Regions from separate parts of the Homo sapiens genome. Here region 1 is linked to region 2. Evidence: chromatin contacts called from ENCODE Hi-C or POLR2A ChIA-PET data. All regions are on one chromosome and are shown on one strand. Each heading gives the region's core, a stretch centred on a gene start or an enhancer-like site at or near the end of the contact. The rest is flanking DNA. Distances are from core to core; before and after follow the strand shown. Region 1 has its middle 21 kb from the start of BATF3. Region 2 holds the start of ATF3 (activating transcription factor 3).

The links. A loop is a pair of places that touch in the nucleus more often than their neighbours do. ChIA-PET counts read pairs that join two places held with the same protein, here RNA polymerase II (POLR2A). Pooled maps may share reads with other maps.
Region 1: a map of PC-3 shows a loop between it and region 2 (3-fold over the local background). The contact joins the enhancer-like site here to the promoter of ATF3 in region 2. A Hi-C loop is called at or near these places in 1 of 168 maps with a recorded cell type or tissue (PC-3) and 5 of 50 pooled maps. POLR2A ChIA-PET finds 5 or more read pairs at or near these places in 10 of 52 experiments (H1, HEK293, HepG2 and 7 more).

What each region holds. Positions count from the first base shown.
Region 1 is chr1:212,718,507-212,723,490 of GRCh38, reverse strand. No RefSeq gene overlaps it. Among named protein-coding and RNA genes, the nearest start is that of BATF3, 21 kb to the right of the region's middle. Within about 2 kb of position 1,806, at least 5 of the 41 ENCODE cell types and tissues checked have a DNase peak (open chromatin) inside an H3K27ac peak, as active enhancers do; they include PC-3, where a contact is called at or near this core.
Region 2 is chr1:212,607,006-212,612,384 of GRCh38, reverse strand. It overlaps ATF3 (activating transcription factor 3), which reads right to left and starts at 3,624. Exons shown (of 4, transcript NM_001674.4): 1 at 3,455-3,624. RefSeq lists silencers at 2,803-2,982, 2,993-3,132, 3,753-3,962, 5,353-5,379 and enhancers at 3,243-3,302, 3,041-3,998, 3,999-4,956.

The sequences.
Region 1 (4,984 bases), core at 557-3,056, 110 kb before region 2:
GTTAATTAAAGCAGATCACAGCCCAGCTCAAAATCAAGAGGGATAGGAGACTACACAAGGGTATAAATACTTAGAGAAATAGTTCAGTGTGGGCCACCAAATTGGTGGTCCACCACAATAATCTTAAAAATTTCAGCCAGGCACAGTGTCTCATGCCTGTAATCCTAGCACTTTGGGAGGCTGAGGTGGGTGGATAACTTGAGCTCAGGTGTTTGAGACCAGCCTGGGCAACATGGTGAGACCCAATTTCTACTAAAAAAAAAAAAAAAAAAAAAAAAAAGGCTGGGTGTGGTGGTGTACGCCTGTGGTCCCAGCCACTTGGGAGGCTGAGGTGGGAGGATCACTTGAGCTGGCAGGCGGGGTGGGGGAGTGGTGGGGAGTGGAGGTTGCAGTGAGCTGAGATCACTGCAGCCTGGGTGACTTTTATATATAGATTTGTTTTATGAAACTTGCCTGAAATCACTTACTTTAAAAATGACATAAAGTTCTACCTCTTGGGAGCTTGGTAAAAATAAAATTTCTCAAAGAAAAATTCAATGGGCACTACATCTCCAGTACCTAACAGTACTTGGCTCATAAAAGGCTCTCAATAAGCATTTGTTGAATGAATACTACTGAAGAATCTGGCTAATGCTGCACATATAAGCAGCACCACTGGAAATATAGAACAGGTTCTGAAGGCAAAGTCTGAGCAATTACTTGCAAAGTCACACCTGTGGCAACAGCCTTTGTTTGCTGCTGATATGTTGGGGCCATTTGCACATCAAGCTGGACACCATCCTACTTCTCAGAAGTCATCATCTATAATTACATCCTTCCTGAGAGTCTAAAAACACACATTAAACTAATAAATAAATTGAAGCATTTATGTTCTGTGAAAACAAAAAGGAAGTTATTTGAGGAGAGCGGTTAGTGTAGAAGGAAGCCAGGAAGTTTCATTGTTCTTGTTAGTCAGGGAAGACTTCCTGGAAGAGGTAATTTCAGGAGCCCTGAGAATGATGAGAGAAGATAGAGGTTGATTGGGGGTGTTCTGAGCAAGTGGTATGAGCTTAAATAAAACGTCAGAGACACAAGAGCAAGATGAATAACGGGAGTAGTGAATAACTTTCCAAAGAATAAAGGGCCAGTTTTGGAAGGTGTTTGACAGACTAGTTCAGGCACTTTCTGCAAAAGTAAAGGCCTTGAGTGCCTCTGCAAAGGTTGAATGTTGATGAGTCTGAGCTCTCAAAAGATGATCATTTTGGCCCCATCACTCCACTGCTTGGGCTCCCTCCTGCTCTGGCCTCCCAGTTACTTCTAGAGAGATTCCATGTGAGGCACAGAGTGAGCACGGCTGTATTTCATAGGTTCACTGGCACTGGGGTGCAGCAATACACAGTCTCAATGCCATCACACTTAAAAGTGGCTTCCTTAGAAAGAAACGAGGAAATGAGAAGGAGTCCACTTGAGTGAACCCCTCTACCTAGACCTCCCTTCCAAGTTGAGTGAAAGCCGCCCCTAAGAAGCCTGTGCTCCTTGAGGAACACCATCCGCAGGACACACTCCCTGCCAGGGAACACGTTGCCTGGGGTCTCTGGGGTCTGTCTTATGGTCTTTGTGACCATCCCTTTGTGACCAGGTGCATATACGGAGAAGTGGCTGGGAAATGGGCAGGAAGCCTGCATTATTTTCCCTGCTGCATCCACCACTACTGAGTAAGCAGCAAATTCCTGGAACTGCTTTTACTGTTTTCTGTGACTCTTATTAGGAACCACACTCATGAGTCATACAACCAGTAAGGCTTACCAAATATTTACCATGAGCAGAATCCTAAGCCAGGTCCCGAGAGGGCGCACATAAAGTCAAAACTGAAAGGAAGTCCCCAAAGTTATCTGATCCAGCTTCCTGCTTTCAGGTAGGTGAATGTCAATAAAGTGAGCTAGTTGTTAGAAGAAATATGCCTTGCGCTCAACCTCTCAGAAGGCTCAGGGGATGCCCCAAAGTGGCAAAACAATTGGAGAATGAGACTCACCTGCCAAGAGGAAAGACACTGAATTGATTCACCCCTGAGGAGAGCAGGTTAAGGTGTGGTAGTTTAGTTCTGCAGGAAAATCATAGGCAGAGCTCGAGGCCAACACTTCTCTGCCTCTGTTGGGGAAAGAACAAGAGGAAATGGGTTTGAAGAACAACATGTAGGACCAAAAATAAACGCAAAGAACTGCCGATCATCCGTGTTGTTAAGTCCTGGAACGCTGAAAGCAGTGCAGAGTCCTTCGTTAAAAGAAAAACAAAAACCAAACCTCAGGTATAATCTTGCCTAGACGCAAACCAAAAAAAGATCTAGGACAATCTCTCTAAGATCTATGTTATCAGCAGTTGCCTCTGGGTAAAGGGATTATTGGTGGTAACAATAACTGAATTATTTTCACTATGTATTAATTAAATATATAATTTATTATTAATGATCAATAATTATTGCTGTTTTCTGAATTTTTAAATTTTCTGTGGTGTCCCTTTTTATAATGAGAATCTTCATTTTTAGGAATCTCTTCTAGTCTTCTGTGACTTAAAAATTTATGATTCAATTTTTAATAAAGTCTGGAATCGCCTGGTATATAAAATTGTATCCATGCAAAATATAAAAATTCATGGCTACTTTTATATATAGATATGTTGTATGAAACTTGCCTGAAATCACTTACTTTAAAAAATGACATAACATTCTAGCTCTTGGGAACTTTGTAAATAATAATAATAATAATAAAATAATAATGATATAAAGGTGTATTTAGACTTAGTCTTTGTAAATCCCTTTATATTATGCAGACCACTGAAACTATCAGCTAACAATAATTACTCCAAAATCTGCCATCGGCTAACTAGCTTGAAGATACAAAAGTTCAAAATTCGGTGGAGTGTTGCCCACTTTGACTCACAATAAAAGTCAGACTTTTTTTTTTGAGACGGAGTTTTGCTCTCGTTGCCCAGGCTGGAGTACAATAGTGTGATCTCGGCTCACCGCAACCTCTGCCTCCCGGGTTCAAGTGATTCTCCTGCCTCAGCCTCCCAAGTAGCTGGGATTACAGGCATGCGCCACCACGCCCGGCTAATTTTGTATTTTTAGTAGAAACGGGGTTTGTCCATGTTGGTCGGGCTGGTCTCAAACTCCCGACCTCAGGTGATCCGCCTGCCTCGGCCTCCCCAAAGTGCTGGGATTACAGGCATGAGCCACTGCACCTGGCCAAAAGTCAGACTTTTAAAATAGATTTTTTGAAATGCTCAACACCACTAATCATCAGAGAGATGCAAATCAAAACCATAATGAGATACCATCTCATACCAGTAAGGATGGCTGTTATTAAAGTAAAAAAAAAAAAACCAGATGTTAGTGAGGTTTCATGGAAAAGGGAATGCTTATACACTGTTGCTGGGAATGCAAATTAGTACAGTTCCCGTGGAAAGCAGTTTGGAGATTTCTCAAAAAACTAAAAGTAGAATTACCATTCAACTCAGCAATCCATTACTGGGAATATACCCAAAGGAAAATAAATCATTCTATCAGAAAGATACCTGTATTCATATGTTTATCACAGCACTATTCACAACAGCAAAGACATGGAATCAACCTAAGTGCCCATTAATGGTGGATTGGATAAAGAAAATGTGGTACATATACACCACGGATTACTATACAGCCATGAAAAAGAATGAAATCACATCCTTTACAGCAACATGGATGCAACTGGAGGCCTTTATCCTAAGCAATTTAATGCAGAAACCGAAAATCAAATGAACTATCATGTTCTTACTTATAAGTGGGAGATGAACATTGGGTACACTTGGACACAAATATGGGAACAATAAACCCTGGGGATTCCAAAAGGAGTAGGGGAGGGAGGGGAAATGGGTTGAAAAACTACCTATCATGTACTATGTTCACTACTTGGGGGATGGGATTCTTAGAAACCCAAACCTCAGCATCATATAATTTACTCATGTACCAAACCTGCAAACATATCCCTTGGATCTAAAATAAATAAATACACAAGTAAAATACATTTTGTCGGTTGTTTTGCTACTGGTAGTTCATCTCCCACATCTAACTGACATGTATGTGGAAATCACTTCATAGCATGAGTTTATCAGCATTCTGAATAATTTATTCCTCCAATCTATCATATTAGTAATATTTCTGCTGAACAAGTTGGCAGTTTATCCAATACACCACTTTTGGTGGATATAGTCATTTGAGATGGAATTTTAACAATGTTCACTACGTGAGTTAGAATATTAATAAAAGAGGCCAGGCACAGTGGCTCACGCCTGTAATCCCAGCACTTTGGGAGGCTGAGGCAGGCAGATCACCTGAGGTTATCAGAAGTTCGACACCAGCCTGGTCAACATGGCGAAACCCCGTCTCTACTAAAAATACAAAAACTAGCAGGGCGTGGTGGTACACACCTGTAATCCCAGCTACTCAGGAGGCTGAGGCAGGAGAATCACTTGAACCTGGAAGGCGGAGGTTGCAGTGAGCTGAGATCGCACCACTGCACTCCAGCCTGGGCAACAGAGTGAGATTCCATCTAAAAAAAAAGACTATTAATAAAGGAAAGGCACTTCACCTACAAGTCAATAAAATAGATGTAAAGAAACAATAAGACACTTCTGCTCTGAATCACTGAGACCACCCAGTGGTTTCCCAGCTGTGTGCATTATGATACCAAACCATGCAGTCATTATATGACAGACGTTCTATAATCTGTTGTTAAGAGGAAGAAGGCAATCACTTCCAGTTGGAATGATCAAGAAAGTCTCCATAGAGGGAGCATTTGAGCCACATTTAAAGCGTAAATAGGATTTTGGTTGACAGCACTGTATTCAAAGAAAATGACATGGCCAAAATCGTGGAGGGAGGAACAAGCTAAGCTGGGAAATAGGGAGGCATTGACACAGCTGGATTAGGTAAATTTAAAGTGTGCCATATACGACTTAAAAGTCAGCCTAA
Region 2 (5,379 bases), core at 2,375-4,874:
GTAGAGTGTAGTTCCATTTTGCCATCCAACTAGGTTTATTAATGAGCTCTCAGGGCTTGGGGTCTGCTGTTTATGACTCCCGCCCCCTACCCTTCTTCTTATGTAAAGTCAGCAGTCCCAATGAAAGAAGCTGAAGAATGTCAGTGGTATGGAATGCTTTTATGAAAAGCATTGGGTGGGCTTCCTTGGGGACATAAATGGTTGTAAAAATGTTAAAAGCCTTTCAGAAAATAAAACAGATGTATCTGTCGAGATTTGGGTTTTCTCGGCACTAGGCTAAAGCTTAACTTCTCGGGATACTTTCTAGTTATTCCTTTACTCAGTCTCTCGAGGTATGATTCAGCCTAGACTACGGCTGTGTCCCCACAAGGAAATGAAGTTAAATCTTCACACAATTTTTCAGAAAGTTGAGATCCTCAAACATCCCGGTCATTGAAAAAAATTGTTTGGGGACCTCAGATCAGAGTTGACTTTCTATGCTGATCATAAAATTGTTCAGACTTGCTACCAAGAACTTGCATTTTGTTTCTGCTTGATTATTTCCAATCAGAAATCATGTTGTATCATTGGCAGTTTCATCATTTTCAAGAAAGTGAAAGTTTACTCATGTATTCCTTTAACTGGAAATTCAGCTCCCAGATTTTTATTTCCTAGTAGCTACAGCTACATTGAATTTTCACTTTTAATTTTCATCCTCTTTCCACTAAGCATTGCTTGCTAACCATCTTATGTTACTAGGAAGCCAGTACTGGCCTTTCACTAACTCTTCATATCTTGGTCTTCCTCCCAGACCTCTTGAAGAGGTGCAAAGCTGGGCATCAAGGGCCAGAGACAATGTTTCTAAGCCTATCAGTGCCACTCATAAGCTGAGCATCCACCAACAAATCACTTAGGCTTTCTGGGCCTCTCATTCTCTTCCTCTGTAATTTGAGATCAAAACTGCCTTCCCCAAAGGGCTGTTGAGAAGGACATATGAGATTTACATACACACCGGGTAGTCATTACTACTGTGACTCCATCTTCTCCATTTCAGGAAAAACTCATTCTGTTGTTATCAATTCAATAAAGCCCTGTTAGTGAGGAATTAACTGGAACCTTCAAGACATTCAGGTCAGTCAGAGCCTCTTTTGTACTCTCATTGACCCCAAGTTCTTCACAGACCAGGTAGGTTTCACCCCACTATTTGCTGATGCCAGCATTTCTGCATTACATATTTGAAAGAGAACCAATTCTCACATATAAACCATTTCTCCCTTGGAAAGCTTCTGAGGCATCTTGGCTATGTCCTTCCTCCTCCCCTGGCTGGGTAAACACTCGAAGCCACTGGCCCTGTCCCATGCCCAGCCAATTTTAAAAAGGAAGGAATCATGGACTCTATCTAATGGAAATCACACCCTCTCAATATTAGAATCATCTAGGTCAGATTCTCATTTCATAATGAGTACATTGGTCCAGGGAGGTAAAAATGACTTGCCTGAGGTCATAAAGCTGGTGAGTGGCCCAGCCCATGCCAAGCTGCTGAACACCCACCGACTGCTCATTTTGCTCCATCACCAATAGGTATCGACCGCCTCAAGGGATCAACCAACAAGGCAACCAGAGAACAGAGCCATTAGCCAGGTAGATAAGGGGTCAAGAGTCCTGGCACCTGGTACCAATCACAGAGGAGACTTTGACAGGACTGAGATAGGGAGGGGCTATCGAAGAAAACGGCCATGGAGAAAAAGGAATTCTATAATGGCTAAAGGGCAAGGAGGAAGAGAGAGAGAAAAAGAAGGCTCCCATCACTGCCACAGATGCTGGGTGCTGTATCTTATCCCCACTGCGGGCGTGGGGTGCTGCCTTCTTTGCTGTCTCTGAAACCATTCCGACAGTAACTGCAATCCTCACCCCATCCCATCTTTGCCCAGGATATCCTCAAAGCAGGAGCCTGTATGTTGTAGCATTATTCTACAACCAATGCTAACTGCAAAACAATGGGGACAGTAATACCAATTTTTTGCCTTCACTTTAAGTTACAGAGACAGAAACTTCGAACAGAAGATATGACTGTCACCTACAACGAAAGGGGTACACTGAGAGAACATCCAGATTTTCTGGCTCTCCTTTTCTTTCTGGGTTCATCAAGGATTTAGTAACTATTTTATTTGTAAGAAAGCATATGTGACCTATGCAATGAAATTAGGGAAAAGAAAATGTTTAGGAGGAAAGGAAGTAGATGAGAAATGAAAATGGGAGTGGGGGGAGCAGAGAAGGAGAACGAATCCAGTGGAAAGAAAGCTGGTGAGGGAAAAGATGCCCTGCAGAAAAGTCCCCTTTCCCCCACTGTCTGGACACTGGTGAATGACATTAGATAGAGACCCACCCCATTCAAGTCCCCTCACTGGCTCCTTTTCTCCCCACTACACCACTCCAAAATCTGAAAATCTCCAGACAGAAAGGACCTTAGTAGTTATCTGGTCCAACCACTGCATTGTGCCCTCCAACACGCAGAGGGGGCCGGTACTGCCCATGTGCCCTTATTTCCCGGCTCCGCATACTGAGGCCCAACGACATCGATTGCAGTGTAAGCGCTCAGAGTCCTGGCACTAGACCACAAAGCCATTCTCTCAAATATCTGCACAAGTGGCTCCACACCCTCGCTTCCCCGCCACGGTGGGTCTCCCGCGGACCCGCCGAAGGAAAAGCCAGAGTGAGAGTCCCAGGTGTGTGGGAGTCCCGGGCTCGGGGTCCGGACACCAGCCGTTGCCGGGAGCCCTCCCCGTCTTCCGCCCCGGGACAGCGCGACACCAGCGCTCGCCACTTCCAAGCTTATCCCAGCTAACTTTTTCTCGGGGTTGCCTTCACGGTCCTGCCGCCAGTGCTGCGGGGTACCCAGGGCGACCCCCAGCGGCCGCGCCCGGGACGCCTCCCGCCCTCTCGCCCCTTCCCCATTCATTCCTCTCGGCGCGTGGGGCAGCCCTCCCGCAAGCCTCCGGCCTTCGTGCCTCTCTGCGCCCCCCCCCCCCCACCCGGGAAGGATCGGCTCCCACAGTGCCGTGTCTCGAAGCGAGGGATGGAGCGGGACGGCGAGCGAGGCAGCCTCGGACACCCCAACGCACCCGCCCACCCACCTTACGCCCTCTCCCAGCCGGGCAAGCCAGCGCCGTCGGCGGAGAGAAGCGGCGCTCGAGGCTGGCGGCAGAGTGGACGCCCGACCTCCGTCACCAGGAACCTTTCGCGCCCCAAGTCAAAAGAGAAAGTTAGTTCTTTCGCTTTGCGGGAAACTTTTCGAAGCGCCGAGGAGCAGCGGTGGCTTAGAAGAAGTTTAAGCCAGAGTTATTTCCAAGCCGGAGGCTGGGGGCGCGGATCCGGGGTGGGTCAGGGGTCGGCGGACTGGTTACTTAGAGGGGCGCGAAGGGAATGAAGGCGAGCAGCCCTCGTCGCGCTCACTCCCTCGGCTTCCAGCGCTCACCTCCAGGCTCCGCTCGGGGCGGCCAGGGTCGGGACGGGGTCGGGCGGGCTGTTTGTCTGGCCGGCGGGCGAGCACCGAGGACTCACGGCCGGCGCGCGGGCTGAAGGGTGCGCTCGGGCGGCGGCGAGAGAAGAGAGCTGTGCAGTGCGCGCCTGGCTGCGTGCGACTGTGGCTTGGAGAGCGTTGCATCACCCCTTTTATAGCCCTCAGGCTGGCGGCGCGGTCGTTTACTCCGTGTTGCCAGTCCCAGGCTGACGTAATGCTATTAATAGCTTCCCGGGAGAACCGGCCGAACGGAGCGGAGGAAGGGGGGTGGAGGAGGGGCCAAGGCGGGGCCGAAGGCGGGTGGAGAGAGGGGGCACTGGTGATGCAAGTTCGGGGAGGAGCCAGCCCAGGCGCGTTCCCCCAGCCTCGCTCACTGAGACACACACCAGCCCGCCCTCTCTCTCCATATCAGGACCGGAGCCGCCCGGGATAGCCGCCAGATGTGCGTACTCGCTGCTGCGTGTTCCAGGCATGACCAATGGTGCCCAAGCCAGCGGCATGACTCCACCGCGCTGGCATCTGTCCCTCCGCTAGGTTGAAGAGCGGGGGGGGCGGGGAAGGTGGGGAGGCGGGTCCCGGCCCCAGCCCAGACTAGGTGAGGCTGGGAAGCGGGCACGACCTTTCTCTAAAATGCGTGGTCATTTTCTGGAGCTTCAGGAAAATACCCCCTCCCCCACTGGCCTCCTACTTCTCTAGCAGGGGCGGAGTAGGGGCAGAAGCGTTAGTCTGTGGTGTGGGGAAGGTGTCCAAAGTCACCCTTCGGTGTATCCACGCCGTTACCCGCCGGGTGTGACCTCTGCGGCGGGGACCGCGAGAAGCCCGCCGGTTAACACAAAAGCGGAGGGCAGCCCTCGGCTGGCACCGTGCGCCCGAGCCCGCAGCCCCGGACACTCCACATGGACGCACACGCAGGACAGCTCCGGGCTCCGAAACTAGGGCGAGTGGTAGGACCGTATCGGTTCGATTTTTTTTTTTTTACAATCACAAAGCGTTTGAAATTGACAAGAACATGTCAGTGAAACCAACAAGAGCGTGAAAAGATCGGAGTCCAGGAGGAATCAGAGGCAACCCGGTGGGAGGGTAGGAGGGGGCGGAAGCCAGCGGCCAGGAGGAGGGGGAAAGAGAAGGTGCTTTGGGGTCCGCGAACCTGCCCAGGCCTGGGGGTCGCCCCGCTCTCAGGCAATATTTAGGGAAAACCCATGTTCAGCTTTCACGTGTTCTTCTGCTCCCAGAGCCGATTGGACTGGGACCGGACGGCCCGGAATGGGGACGCAATGACCACAGGCGGAACCCGCAGCAGAAATCCCCTCTGCCCTCAAGCCAGGGTGGCGGGAAAGGCGGGGCCCCGTGGTCCGAGATTCGAGCTGAGACCTCAGCAGAACTGGGTTTGAACCTTAAAAACGATTTCCTGGTTCTTATTCCCCGACCCCAACAATTTCTGCTCAGAGAGCGGCAGAACCAAGGAACCTTCTTGACTGCCCGTGGATGACTATTTGTAGACACAAGTGTGGCCTGGGACTTTCGCACCTGCCTGGGAGGGAGACCTGCGCGGCCGCAGGGTGTGGGGGCACGGTGAAGGGCAGAAACACCTGCTCCTTTCCACCTGCCTCTGGGAGAGAGGCGGCCGAAGGTCACAGTTTGGTAATTTGGGGTAGAAACTAGAGGTGTCTGGAGCCTGGGTCTCACTTGAAGTCCCCAGTTCCCCCCACCGGGGTTCCTCGCCGCCAAGCCCGACCTCACTCAGACCACCCACCTCTCCACGGGCCTGGGAACACGCGGAGGGCGGCCTCGGAAGTCTTTGCGCCCCGGCGGACCCGGGAGCCCTGGAGTTCCACGCGGGATCCTCCGAGATCCTGCTCTGGACCTGAACCGATTTCCAG